2 separate regions of the Homo sapiens genome follow, and region 1 is linked to region 2. Evidence: read pairs that join two places in POLR2A ChIA-PET (ENCODE). Cell type or tissue: GM12878. All regions are shown on one strand. Each heading gives the region's core, and the rest is flanking DNA. Links, peaks and the distances in the headings are about the cores only. Region 1 overlaps QSOX1 (quiescin sulfhydryl oxidase 1). Region 2 has its middle 22 kb from the start of LINC01732.

Region 1 (4,391 bases), core at 116-4,115, 980 kb after region 2:
CCAGTACTTTGGGAGGCCAAGGCAGGCCGATTGCCTGAGCTGAGGTGTTTGAGACCACCCTGGGCAACATGGTGAAACCCCATCTCTACTAAAAATACAAAAAATTAGCCAGGCTTGGTGGCAGGCGCCTGTAGTCCCAGCTACTCGGGAGGCTGAGGCGGCAGAATTGCTTGAACCCAGGAGGTGGAGGTTGCAGTGAGCCAAGATCGTGCCGCTGCACTCCCAGCCTGGGCAACAGAGCGAGATTCTGTCTTCCAAAAAAAAAAAAAAAAAAGGATCACTTTGAGAGACCTTGGCAGGATTGCTTGAGCTGTTGCTTTTGAGATACCCCAGGGCTGAAAATGTGCCATGAGGATGTACGTGTGTGTGTAAGGAGGGAGATGGAAACACAGTCATTGAGAAATAGAAGCAGCAAGGACCAGGGCACAGGCTGACATGGGTGTTTTCTGGAGAGACAGGGTCTGGCTGTGGAACCCCAAACCACATAAAGACTATGCTGTATCCAGGGTCCCCTGGAGGCCCTCTGGAGGATGGAAAATTGGGAAAGATGACAAAGGAGTCATTGTGAGTTGGATTCAACCCCAACTGACACTTGGAAACACAATCTCTCAGCAGGGCCATGTCTCTGAGAGCACCTGCACACAAACTTTTAAGAGAGCCTCTGCGCACCAACAGCGGCCTTGTGAGGCCTTCTTAGCACCTGGGGCCTCCACTGTGTACAAGGCTGGGCTCCCTCTAGCAGCTCCTGCTGGTACATGGATTTGTTCCTTCTTGGCAAGAGTCCTCCGAGGTGGGCATTATCCTATCTTGAGTTCTGATCCAGAAGTGGGGGGCCTAGTGTTTTTAATCTAGCTGTCTCTTCTTTGGGAAAGTATGGGCAAGACCATGCACCTTACTGTCTTCATTTTCCTGGAAAAGAGGCAAGCTGGGAAGCTTGCCTGGCTGACAGATACAGAGCACCGGCCACTGCACCTGATGCTCTGCCATACAGAGAGCCAGGGGCCACCCCCATGCCCCAGGCATGACCACCTTCTCTCCACCTCCCCCCAATTTCCCTCAAAATATTTGATCTCCTTTTTCCTCCTCATGCCATTCTGACTCTCAGTGGCCTTCCCGGGGATAGAGCATGTGAAATCCTGCTGCGTCCCGCAAACATTTTGAGGGAAGGTAGCAAGAAACAGCAGCAGGTACAACCTGGAGAAGCCCCATCCATCTTTTCCTTCCCACCTGGTGGGATGGACCCTTGCACCATCAGTCAGCCCCAGAAAAACAGGGCTCTTCAGCAGGACCTGTGCGATAGGAAGCCCACCACCAGCCATCAGCTGCCACTTGGTTCTGGAGTAGCTCCAGCAGACTGGTGTGTGAGCCCCACAGGCAAAGGCAGCAAGGAAAATAAACTGGGGTCCCCGCCCTGCTGTTCCCACCACCCTCTCACTCCCAGGCCTGGGATCCTGGCCCACAATGCACTAAGCCTGCCCCAGCCCAAAGTACTTGGCAGGCTCCAGTGGGGGACAGGCTGGGGGCCACGTGTCATGATGGGACTCCAGGGCGTCAATGAGCCTCTCCCGCAGTGTCTGCACGTCAGCACCAGCCACTGTAAATGAAAACAGGCGTGAGCGGAGTGTCAGGAGAGCAGAGCTGCTTCCACAGCACACTGGCCACCTTCACTCCCAGAAACAAAGGGCCGAGGGCACAGCCAGCTCTGACAGAGACAGACGAGGCGTCAGTCCTTCCCTGTGCTAGAAGAATGGGGCTTGAGTAGTCCTCCTGTGGCCCCAAGTAGTGCAAGGACACCCATCCCTCAGACAGGAAAGAATCCCTCAGAACTGGGAGTCGTCAGGACTTTCCCCAAGGGCTCTGGTCTGCTCTCTGGGCGCCAACCCCATTGTGACAGAAGAGCTCTTCTGGGAACATGGTGCCCCTGCCCCGACCCTAGGGCCCTGGATATGTCCAACCTGAAGGGCTTCTTCATCCTGCCTTTCCCTAAAGCTGACTGGGAGGATAGTTTTGGGAAGACACAAGTTAGGCTTCCCGTGGGGACCGCCTCACCCTCGACCCTGCCGACTGCCAGGGCTTTCTCCACCCCAATAGAAACCCAGGTGAAGAGGGAGGTTGGGGGAGGAAGATGCTAACAGGACAACCAGAGCTGGGCACCCACCTGGAAATACTGCTCCCGAGCCGTTCTTGGTAAAGGCCTTGAAGAACTGGAAGCAAACACACAGGTGGGCATCAGTAATAGATAGTGGCCAAGAGTGCAGCCACGCAGGCCTGCTCTGAAAATCTGCCTACTTATTCAATGCGGTGGCTGGGCAAATCACTTAATGTTGTTGAGCCTGTTTCTTTTTTCTTTCTTTCTTTTTTTTTTTTTGAGACAGAGTCTCGCTCTGTCGCTCAGGCTGGAGTGCAGTGGCGCGATCTCGGCTCACTGCAAGCTCTGCCTCCCAGGTTCAAGGGACTCTCCTGCCTCAGCTTCCCAGGTAGCTGGGACTACAGGCGCCCACCACCACACTCGACTAATTTTTTTTGTGTGTATTTTTAGTAGAGATGGGGTTTCACTGTGTTGGCAAGGCTGATCTCGAACTCCTGACCTGTGATCTGCCCGCCTCAGCCTCCCAAAGTGTCAGGATTATAGGCGCCTGGCCGAGCCTGTTTCTTCATCTGTAAAATGGTGAATTGGGGGGAGTTGGGGGGAGGTTGCTCTAGGAGCTGGACACTGGCTCCCTCCCCTGTTACCCTCCCACACCCCTCAGAAGCATCCATGGATCCTGTGGGCAGCAGTTCATACACTTTCCTCCTCGAGGGCCATTTCTATGCAGCACAGTACCTAGCATGTAATTACTAACCAATATTTATCGAATGGATGAGTGATGAAGTACCACTGCTGTTTTCCTTTGCAGACTCATCTGAAAACATGAAGTGCAGGCACTTCCTACGTCCCTTGGGAAATGTCAGCTTGCTTCTATGTCAATGTGCCCTTGCTCCTTACTTGGGAAAAGGGGCTTACAGGCTGCTGTCTCTGTCCACTAAGTCCCAGCCCAGCACAGCAGACACAGTCAAGGAAGGGGTCTCCAGAACAGGTTCTCTTGAAGCGGGGACCTGAGTCCCTGGGGAAACATGCCTTGCTACAGACTAGCTGATTTAACTCACCACTTTGTCCTCTTTTCCCATGTACATGACACCCCAAGCCTAGTCTGTCACCTCCTTGGGGCAAGAGGACAGACCGAACAGAGCCTGACTCCTGGCAATCTGGGCTTCTGCCCAGGCGGCAAGACAGCTGCCAAGGCTTTTGCCTGCGCTCTTCCGATTCAGGAGGGAACACAGTTGAGTTGTCCTGGAAGCCGGCCACTGAACTGCCTAGGGGAGAGCCTGCAGGCTGGGAAGAGGCTTCTTCCTGTGGGACTCTAGCCTCGGGGCCACTTTTCACTACCTTGGACTTCTGCCTCCAACAGCCAAACACTGGTTTCCTTCTCCCTCCTTGGGATAGAGCTGTTTGGCCTTATCCCAAGCTGGCAGCTGAGAACAGGCCCCGGGCTCTGGCAGACCTCGTTCAAGGACTGGTTCTGCTTTGCTCTTGCTGTGTGACCTTGGGCAACGCATCAACTGCTCCGAACCTTTGTGTTCTCATCTTTGAAATGAGGATGACACCATCTACCTTGAAGACTTGTGAGGATTCCATGACCATACATCTAAAGTGCTTAGCATGGTACCTAGTGCATACATCAAGGAACTGGTACATGTTAACTGTACCATCATCACCCACCACCAGCATCCCCTTCCCTCCTTCATACCTTTTAAACACTAGGAACCATGATCAGCTAGGACTTGTTTGTTACAGACATTTGTAGGCAGAAAATCTGGAAGCCACCTGCTACCCTCTCCCACATGAGGAACAAAGGCTGCAGAGAAGCCACCTGTCTCTCCCCATCTGCAACCTTCTGCTCCCTGTGACCTCCCCCGGGCCCTTACTCCTGCTCACTGCTTTACTCTCTCTTTTCAAAACATTAATATAAACTTTTATTGTGGATGAAAACCATCCACTTATACATACCACACATATTTAAATAGCGTTCTTTACAGTTATTTAATTTTATTGGCCTATTAAAATTATGTTATCCTAATACTTAAGAAAATGATCATAAATTTCCTTGATTAGGAGATCGTATTGATAATGTAAGTTACGGCATTTATGGACTGACACTTTTTCATGAACAAAATTGAAGATACATCTATTTGGGGTTTGGTTTGCCGACAAATAATAAACCAGGTCAGGTGCAGTGGCTCGCACCTGTAATCCCAGCACTTTGGGAGACCTAGGAGGGAGGATCACTTGAACCCTGGAGTTCAAGACCACCCTAGGCAACACAGTGAGGCCCCATCTCTACAAAAAGTTA
Region 2 (4,391 bases), core at 82-4,081:
TGAAGGTGAACCAGAACCTTCTCAGGGCCCAGAAGTTGCTTTGAAAAAATTCTCTCAACACTTGAAAAACTCATTTAAATATCAATGGAAACACACACCTACCTGCCTAGATGGGTTTCTTAACAACCAAGGTCAAAAGTTTCCCTATTGGATCTTGAATCTAAGAGGAAAAAAAGAAACCACCAACTCTTTCTCATTCAAATGTTCATAAATAATAATATTATTAACAATAATTATAATAGCTACCATAAGGCTGGGCACGGTGGCTCACACCTGTAATCCTAGCATGCCTGTAATCCTAGCATTTTGGGAGGCCGAGGCAGGTAGATCACCTGAGGTCAGGAGTTCGAGGCCAGCCTGGCCAACATGGTGAAATCCCGTCTCTACTAAAACTACAAAAATCAGCTGGGGGTGGTAGTCGGTGCCTGTAATCCCATCTACTTGAGAGGTAGAGGCAGGAGAATTGCTTGAACCCAGGAGGCAGAGGTTGCAGTGAGCCGAGATTGTGCCACTGTACTCCAGCCCGGGCAACAGAGTGAGACTCCATCTCAAAAACAAAACAAAACAAAACAAAAAAATAGCTACCATAATGCCATCTGATGTATGTTTTCAGTGCTTTACATATGTCATCTTATTTACATTTTACAACAGTTCTAAGATGGAAATATCACTCTACATTTTAAAGATGAGAAAACCAGGCTTCGAAGGGGTTACATAACTTACTTAGGATCACACTTCTTTCTAAGTGGAGAAGCTAGGATGTCACACCAGCTCCGATTTAAAACCTGTGTATTTTTTCAGGATAATACCTTGCCTCTTTTGCACACTCCTCTGCCCTGACTTACAGCAATAAGATGGTTCTGCCTCTCATGACAAAACTTATTTTCTAGGCAGAGCAAGTACGTCTGCTGTGGTCCACTCTCAATTAGGTAGAAGTCCAGCCTGGAATTGTGGCACTGCAATGCAGCAGGCCACCTGGCCACAGAAGGCCTTTGCCTGTAGAAGCCATATGGATGAAGAAGACTCTGAGCCAAGCACTAATGCAGAGAGGGGATGGAACAGGGGTGGGGGCTGGGGAAGGAGGGAGCTGGCACAGCTGCTTCCGAAGGGGACGTTACGATGGGCCATCAGTATTGACCACTAAGCCTGAATGTGCTGGACACACCAGTCACCCATGCCAAGCCCATTAAGTTCATCTCAGCTGTCTGGCAACTGCCCTCTAATGAAACAAGCCAACAACTTCCTATATTTGAGGTTTCAGTTAGTGTTGTTGGCCAAGTTTCAGTGGGAACCAGAGAAGACGACCACACGGGGGCTGTAGGCCCTGAGAGCAGCAGCCCAAGCCGACCTCAGAGCGCCTGCCAGCTGGGCAGATTATCAGCGTCCTGCTGCAGAGAGATAAGGAACGTTCTGATCCAGCCCCGAGAAGTGCAGGGCTTTATATAGCAGCTTGAGTAGGCTGCAAGGGAATGTCCTGGCCGAAGGCTTCTCCGTAGCCAAGAGAGAGGGGAGTGGGTGGAGAGGAAGGCGGGAGCTTTATAAATAACCCGATGTGTGCTGATCTGCTCAGCGGCCTTGTCTTAGCAAAGCCTGAGGCCTGGGGGAGGAGAGGGACATTTACAGATGACTTTTATTTTCTTTATCACTTCTCTATATTTTCTAAGTTTTCTACGATGAACTTGAACTCCTTTTATAATCAGCAAGTATGAATACAATTTTAAGAAAGCAAAAAAGAGAGGCATAAAAAGAATTCCTTTGGTTGGAGATTTTAGTGACCATCTTTACCCACTCAGAGGTTCCCAAACAAGCCCCAGTGCTCTCCTCCCTTCTCTGGTCTCTCCCATTGGGCCCCCTGGGGTGCCTGTACTCACCTATGATGCAGGATCTGACCAGTTTTCTTAGCTCCTCCCGGGTTCCCGCATTCCCCATACTCTCCCCCTGCTCCCACTAATCCAAATGTGGCTGTCCTTGGCCTTATTGTTTTTAAAAAAGGTGTCCAGGTCCCTCATCTCTGCTAGGGTACATAAGGGTTACTTGGGTATGTCCCCTGTGCCTGCTACACTAGCTTAATAATGGGTAAAAAGCCATGGAGTCCCTGTACAGAGTGTGGTTTATACTCTCTGTGCCTCAGGGTCCCTTTTCTATAAAATGGTGATAACAAGACCACCTACTTCATAGAGGTCACATTAAGATTAAAATAAGACAGTGGATGTAAACTGGCTGACACATTGGAAATGGCCAATTAAATATTAACTAATTATCACTCCACTGAGCATCCCTCCTCACACTCAGGCCCTGAATGACCACACCTACCAAATGTGACCAGACAGATTTTCACTGTTTCCAAAAATAACTCCTCCCAGGAGGTGTGAAGATTCACCACTGCAACTCTGGCACTGATTCAAAGCAGGAGTTCCAAAAATGTTTTGCGAGGTGACAGGCTCCCAGAATCACAGTCAGCCTTCACAGTGCCCCTTATACGGCTGCAATCCTCATTTGGATGTGTGAGTCATGGTAGGGCTACCACATAAACAGATAAATGAATAAACATGTTGTGACTTTGTAGTAACGACCTCATGTAAGCTAAGTTCAGCTCATGACTCTGGGGCAATTTTTAGGACACAAAAGTAGATAAAATATCAACCGATCCCTATTTTTTGAGCAAGCGCTATGTGCAAAAAGGCACGGCGCTAAAATGCAAAAATGGAACATTTTAAAAAGATGAAAGCTTCTGCTTGGAAAGAGATTACACCCTAATCGAGGAAGTAAAATGCAGATACAGGAATAGAAAGCACACTCAGCAAAGCAAGATATGATCCATGGAGGTGATAAGGTGGAGAGTTCAGAAGAGCACGCCCGCTGGGTTCTGGAGGTCAAAGCAGCCTCGTGGAGGAAATTAATACCCTTGATAAGTGGATGCCAGGCCTTGTAGAATTCTGATGCAATCAGGATAGAGTCTGAGAGAAAGGGTCTCACATGTCAATGTCAACAAAGCATGGTGCTAGGTACTCATATAAGTACATCATCTTTTTTTGATCTTGACAAGAATCTAGTGTGATGTTACCATTCCCATTTCACAGATAAGAAGACAGTGGCTCAGAGAAGCTCAGAGAGGTTAAGTTATATGCCCAAGGTCATTCACAGCAGAGGCAGGATTCAAACCAGGTTCTACCCGGCTCCACAGTCCATATTCTGGCTTCTACCATCTGGCACTGCTATGGCCTCCCTTAAATCTGGCTCCCAGAACAGACCTGGGCTGTCTGTGACCAGGAGCAGGGCTTTCATTCCATGGCTGTGGCCTTTTAGTAGAGAGGACACTGCCCAGTGTGGCTGACAAATTCTTTGGCAATATATTGACTTTACATTGCCTGCCAGTAACATGGGCTAAGGTGTAACAATTTCTAAGCCTAGATCAAAGTCACAATTTTGATCACAGGTTACAATTTTGTATATTTAATCCCCTGCTTCTACTTTGTAGTATTTTTGTCAGTTCAGCAATTCACCTCTTTTATCACCACTACAATCTATAATAAGCACATGGATTTTTCAGGAATGACATAGGAATAAGATAGAAATAAGCTTTCAGAGGTGACCTTTGCCCCCAATTTTCAGTCATGTGGACTTGGAGGATTTTTGTGATATAACAAATAGCACCTGTTGGTTAGCATTGGAAAAGTCCCCAGATGCATCTGGGAGCAGCCAACATCAGCACCAAGATATTGCCCATATCCACTGGTGTCTTGCCGAAAGCCCACCCAACACCAATATCACACAAGCCTAAGCTTCACATTCCCCAGGCCATCAACTAGTATTTATTGAGTACCAGGTTCATGGTTCTTAAAACCAGCTGGAAATCACAATCCAGTAACCCTAACTCAATCCCAGCTCAGACTGTATAACCATATTCTAATCATGAAGGGAATCTGGGAGGCTCTCTAAAAGAACAGAATTTGTCCCCTCTGAAACTCATGTTGAAACTTAATCTCTAATGTAACAGTATTAACAGGAGGGGCCTTTAAGAGGTGATGGGTCAGGAGGGCTCTGATTAATAATTAATAGTTAATGTGATTAATGGATTGATGGGCTAATGGATTAATGGGAAATCAGGGGAGTGGGTTTGTTATCACAAGAGCGAGTCTGTTATTAAAAGCCAGTTCAGGTCTCTCATGAGCCCTCCACCATGTGATACCCTGCACCACCTTGAGCCTCTATGGAGAATCCCCACCAGCAAGGCTCTTGCTCAATGTGGTTTCTTGACCTTGGACTTTCCAGCCTGCAGAACTACAATAATTCCATAAATTTCTTTTCTTTATAAATTACCTAGTCTGAGATATTCAGTTATAGCAACAGAAAATGGACTAAGACAAATGGGAACTGAAGCTGGGAGGGAG

The links. Peaks named below come from ENCODE experiments on the same cell type or tissue, not always from the same donor. Only the 100,000 strongest peaks of a DNase experiment are listed, where the experiment ranks them.
Region 1: POLR2A ChIA-PET joins it to region 2 with 9 read pairs; 2 of 35 experiments call an interaction of 5 or more read pairs at or near these places.

The regions. Positions count from the first base shown.
Region 1 is chr1:180,173,134-180,177,524 of GRCh38, reverse strand. QSOX1 (quiescin sulfhydryl oxidase 1) reads right to left here. Exons shown (of 12, transcript NM_002826.5): 3 at 2,159-2,204; 4 at 1,492-1,594. Among named protein-coding and RNA genes, the nearest start is that of QSOX1, 20 kb to the right of the region's middle. In GM12878, for the core only: no CTCF peak of the experiment used is centred there; no DNase peak of the experiment used is centred there.
Region 2 is chr1:181,150,142-181,154,532 of GRCh38, reverse strand. No RefSeq gene overlaps it. Among named protein-coding and RNA genes, the nearest start is that of LINC01732, 22 kb to the left of the region's middle. RefSeq lists a silencer at 1,244-1,528 and enhancers at 1,368-1,577, 15-2,620. In GM12878, for the core only: a CTCF peak has its summit at 1,311 (motif pointing right); DNase peaks (open chromatin) are centred at 1,292 and 2,392; H3K27ac peaks cover 1,139 bases.